Regions from separate parts of the Homo sapiens genome. Here region 2 is linked to region 1. A link is a contact called in ENCODE POLR2A ChIA-PET data. All regions are on one chromosome and are shown on one strand. The core of a region is the stretch at or near the end of the contact, and the rest is flanking DNA. Distances in the headings are between cores, read along the strand shown.

What was found. ChIA-PET counts read pairs that join two places held with the same protein, here RNA polymerase II (POLR2A).
Region 2: POLR2A ChIA-PET joins it to region 1 with 7 read pairs in B cell. The contact joins the promoter of CTSO here to the promoter of JADE1 in region 1. POLR2A ChIA-PET finds 5 or more read pairs at or near these places in 2 of 52 experiments (B cell and CD8-positive, alpha-beta memory T cell).

What each region holds. Positions count from the first base shown.
Region 1 is chr4:128,808,380-128,811,117 of GRCh38, forward strand. It overlaps JADE1 (jade family PHD finger 1), which reads left to right and starts at 1,321. Exons shown (of 11, transcript NM_199320.4): 1 at 1,321-1,498. RefSeq lists silencers at 1,144-1,623, 2,134-2,253 and an enhancer at 1,724-1,833.
Region 2 is chr4:155,952,532-155,955,231 of GRCh38, forward strand. CTSO (cathepsin O) reads right to left here and starts at 1,335. Exons shown (of 8, transcript NM_001334.3): 1 at 1,182-1,335. The coding sequence starts at 1,316. RefSeq lists an enhancer at 2,446-2,700.

The DNA of each region.
Region 1 (2,738 bases), core at 71-2,570:
TTGGGCTGGTGTGGGATTACATGAAATCAAACCTGATATATTCAGAAAGATTCTTCCGGTGGACACATATGCCTTTTGGGTTCGATATTCAATTTTGTAATTAGTGATCACTGTTCCTATTTATTTATTTATTTATTTGAGACGGAGTTTCGCTCTTATTGCCCAGGCTGGACCACAATGGCGCATTATCGGCTCATCACAACCTCCACCTCCCGGGTTCAAGCGATTCTCCTGCCTCAGCCTCCCCAGTAGCTGGGGTTACAGGCATGTACCACCATGCCCGGCTAATTTTGTATTTTTTAGTAGAGACAGGGTTTATCCATGTTGGTCAGGCTGGTCTTGAACTCCCGACCTCAGGTGATCCGCCCACCTAGGCCTCCCAAAGTGCTGGGATTACAGGCGTGAGCCACCGCGCCCGGCCTGAATGGGAGTTTTTAATCCGTACTTTTTTCTTATTGAAGTTGAATGTCATATACCCCTCTATTTCCCTAGATGAATCCATGAAAGAAGTATGTTGCCCTCTATATGAAAAAGCAAGCTTGTCTTCTGCAGAAAATCAGTAACCACTCCTTTTTACACATAAATACCCCCAAATGAATCTCCGATGACTGATCTGATACTAGTCTGCAATTCTAGTTTTAGCATTAGGCTCACTCCTCATATTTGGGAGAAGATGTCCAATTCTGTAGTAATGTGTAACATAAAGTGGTGTCAATTTATAAATAATATCTTCTAATGAATTAATGCTCATTTGCAATGATCACTTCCATACAAATTTAGGTAAAGATGTTATTCAGAATTGGATTCTCTCTATTTAAAAATGTCATCCTAATGTGCAACTCCCTAAAACTGTTACTACAAACAACTATTTTGCCACTCAGCCTAAAAATAAAACCTTTCACCCAAATGACACATCTTAATAGCCATATTTTAATCTACGTAATTTTAAACTATTCTGAAAGAATCCATTTCTAGATGTCAGACAAGAGTTGAAACTGGGACAGCAGTTTGAAGGGGCTAATTTAAAAACCCACTTGCTTGGAGACACCTCAAGAATTTCTAGGCTCACAAGGTGGGTGAAGTAAGGAAAGAGACTAAGAGCTGAACAGTGCCGTTCTTTGCGAGCCCCCACTGGCGCAGGCTGAGCCGGCTGCGGCTAGGGCTGCGAAGAGTTAACGAGGGACCGAGCCCCAGCGCCGCGGGCTCCCCGCATGCTCCCTCCGCCCTCCCGTCCCCACCCTCTCGTTTTGGCAAGGGATTAAAGTGCTCCCCCCTGTGGCAGCAGTGACCCAGAAATGAGTTTGATTCACATAGTCCTTCCTCCATAACAAGCCAAACGCCAGACCGAGAGTGCCTCCGTGCGCGAGTGCCCGGTGTGTGCGCGCCGGCGAGAGCAGGGGCCCGCCCGGCTCCCCGCCCGCCGCGGCCCGAACTCATGCAGCTCCGAGCGAGCGAGCGGCGCCCAGCCCAGCGCCTCGGCCGAACCCCTCCGCAGCAGGTACGCGCGCGGGCCGCGGGGGGCGCGCGGGGTGGGCGCGCCGCGCGTGTGTCCGCGCGTGTCCGCGTGTGGGTCCGTGTGCGCGTCCCGGTCCCGCGGCGGCGACGGCGGCGGCGGCGGCGGCGGCTGCAGGACGAGCCGAGAGGCTCAGCCATATTTGATGGTTTTGTTGCTTTGCTCGGGAGTTCTCGGGAGTAATTTAATGCCGAAGGTCGCTGCCTAGTGGAAATAATATAATACGTCATTAATATGGCGCCAAAAGATTGGGTTCTCGATCTGTAGCGAGGAGGGAGGGAGGCAGCCGCTGAGCGCAGCGTTACTATCCCACCAGTAACTTGGGCATTGCCGGGGCGGGGGCCGGAGGAGGAGGAGAGGATGATTTTTGGATCCTGAGAATTGATCTATGTTGGATCAGTAAGTTTTATTATGATTTTTTTTTTCAAATTTGGGGGGCTGAAGACTTAGAGCTATTTCTTCTTTTGGATTTGCGAAGAACATGCGGTTTTCAGGTGAATCATCAATTAAACGCGTTTAGGAGCAGAAGCCCAGTTTAAGTTGGCTTTAGTTTATAGGTTTTTTTTTTTTTTTTTTTTTTTTAGAAAGCCAAAGTGCATTAGGCTGCATGAAAGTGGAAAGCATAGTAGCAACTTGGTAGACAGATGGCAATGGCAGAACGCAGGTTCGCGTACATATATGAATCCAGAGTGTGTGAGACCGTGTGTGTGGTGGGACTGTATTTGTCCAAACATAGGTGTGCGTAGGTACATCTGTGTGTGGTGGCCGCAGCCCTGGCTCTTGTCACCGCGTCACCACATGTCCAAAATATTCATTGCATCAATTCAAGGGCAGTGAGAGGGGGGTGGGGGTGGGGGTGGAGGGACAGTTTGGCAATTAGATTCTTCCGAACTGGGCTTCCAGTGATCAGATCTTTTACTTACAGCGCGACTGCTTGTAAAGTGTAAAACCCCTTAATCGATGAAATGGGGTAGGAGTTGGCGTTGGTAGAGCAAAGTACCGATTAATCGTGAACTTAAAGGGGATTGCAAATTGCAACCTTTGGCACCATCTGCAAATTGTGGGGGTGGGGTCTCTTGGTCTCCTTGCTTCCTTAAATGAACGTGTAGTGTGTACCCCGGGACTGCAAGTTGCAGAGCCCTTCAGTGCACGTGTCTTGTGCCTGTGAGTCTGTGTTTGCGAGTTGGGGGCTGTTGTTCGGTAGCCAGCAGGCTTTCCGGGTTGC
Region 2 (2,700 bases), core at 85-2,584, about 27 Mb after region 1:
GAGGATAGGGGTAGAATACAGGCCAGAATTTTGTTCTTGAAAGAGTAAGAGGACTTCTGGTTTTGAAAGCTAGAACTGAACTCAAGAATAATAAAGTGGAGATAACAGTACACATCTCGGTTTGGACAAAACGTAAGAGTGGACAGAATCAGGGAAGGCTGGCCTTCCTAAACATTGGAGCTTTCCAGGAGAGTCGGGGGAAAAGAGCACAGCTATGAAATCCTGTGAGAAATTCCAACAAACACCAGGAAAAAAGATACACTTCCTTGAGCAATATTACTCAACTCAGACTTATGTTTGATTCAGAATGAAAGAATTTTCTTTTCCAATAAATTAAATCATGATAATGGCATCTTTCATGAATTTAAAAATGTGTTAAATAGTATCAGCTATCTAGAACATAGTGAGGCGAACACTAAATCGGCATCCCTTGCAGTTTCCTTGGTTTCAGGAAAATCATTATTTGTGCTCAGCTAACTGGTCCCTTCCAGAGTTTTCATGCTAGACTCAAATCTAAGTATTTATTATAAATATTATAAAATATAAATTATATTATATTTCGTATAATAATATGAAAAGGAAATTAAATGCTTCTCTTTTCTTCAACTCAGTCTCCGCCAAGGCAGGAAGAACTTTTAAAGTGGTGCGTTAGTTTAAGGAGAATCATAAACCATCAGGATTCTTTAATCTGGCTAAAGACAGGCTCTTTGTTTCTAACTTCTGATCACTAGCGCCCTCCTCGGGAAAAAAAAACACGACAGGTTTCTTCCACCAACAGGCTGCTCCCTGTTTCTGGTTCTCATAAAAGAGAAATAGAAGAGCTTTGGAAGCCAGTGGCAACGATAGAGGGGATTGCTAAAAGGGGGTGCTTCTTCCCACCAAGGACACTTTGGACGTATCTATGGATTTATTTGGGTGCGTCCCAAAAATCCATAGCGACAAATCTCTTCTGGAAAATCAAGTCTTTTGGTTAGCAAAGGCATGGGGGAGTGACACCATGGCACAAGGAGAGGGGAGAGAGAAGCTGGCTTTTGCACCCGCAGCTCAGGGCCCCAGACGCATCGCAGAGCCACGGGTGCCCACGAGCAGGGTCAGCTCTCGGGGGCCCTCTTCCGCAGCCCAGACCCGGGACAGGAAGTGAGGGAGCAGGGACAGATCCCGGGGAGGCGCGCGCTCGGTACCCGGAAGGCGGCGGCTTCACGCTCGCGGCTCCGCGGCCAGGTCGGGGTGAAGGGGGCGCGGGAGTCCGCATCGCCGCCGCCCCGGCACAGCAGCCACAGCAGCCACGGCAGCCACGGCAGCGCCCGCACGTCCATTGCGGCGCCCGGCTCCTCTGCCGCCCGCGCGGCCTGTTTTCTCTTTCGGTTCCTCGGCTCCTCCCAGCCTGGGCTCGAGGGGCGGAAGGAGCTGGGTTGAGTGCACGATGCTGAGATTGACCCTTTTTTAGGTCCCCGGTGTTCTGTGACTGAAAATCCGGTCAGCTGGAGGCTACGGACCTCCTTGCTGAGGCTAGTTTTTTTGTTTTTGTTTTTGTTTTGGAAGAGTCAGGCACTTGACCATGTGCTTTCGAGGTTTCACTTCCATCCATTAGAAAAAAAGAAGCCTGAGAGTCATTCTTTTGTGTGTGTTGAGATCAGGTCTCACTGCAGCCTCGACCTTCAGGTTCAAGTGCCTCCTGCCTCAGCCTCCGGAGTACCTGGGACTACAGGCGCGTGCCACCACCCCAGGCTATTTTTGTATTTTTAGTAGAGATAGGATCTTGCCATATTGCCCAGGCCGGTCTCGAACTCCTGGACTCTAGTGATCCACCCGCCTTGGCCTCCCAAAATGCTCACAGGTGTGAGCCACCTGGCCTGCCCTGTGAGCCACCGGAAGCTGCCTTTTTCCTTCTTGCCACAATCCCTAAGTTCAAGACCTAGTTCTGAAGTGATGTGGGCCAATACATAGAGTCATCCATTCAGCAGATGTTTATAAATACGTAACAAAATTGTACAGATGTGAAAAGCATACACAGTTTTTGGATCTATTATGGCAGTTTCAAAACTCTTGAAGCCTGTTTCTCCGTTTGCAAAGGAAGATAGAGCCAAGTACATAATTTGCAGGGTTCCGTGTAAACTGAAAATGAAGTTCCCTTGTTCATAAATTGTGAAGAATTTCAAGACGGCAACAGCAGAGCATTAACCCAAGCCATGGGCCTTCTAAGCACCCACTTCTGCACAGGTCACACACTCATGAACCTGGCTCTACCGAGCCTTTCTATTATCATCTATTCTGAACAAGGCTTCCATGTCTGTGAAATTCATATCATTACCCTTGTAGATTTTTAGAACTAACATCAGATTTATGTCTTTAGTTTTTACCTAGGTGCAGTGAGTTACAATATTCTCCAATGCAAACTTCGTAATAAAAATAAAAATAATGTTCCGAGTATTAAGAGGAAAGACACAAGAGTTTTTTATGTACGTTCATGATAAGATATATTGCTCTTGGCAAGTGTGGTGATAAAGATTTTATTTAAATCATAAGTTCACAGAACGATGTTCATGTTTACCTCAGCAGTTCTTTTGTACTTAGCCCTTTTTTGTGACTCATACAAGCACATACTTTTCTTTTTAAACTGAACTTTGCTTTCAGATCATAGTCCCTGTTTATTGACAACCTACGGAGTCAGGAAATTTAAATATAGGCAGTCATCTTTAC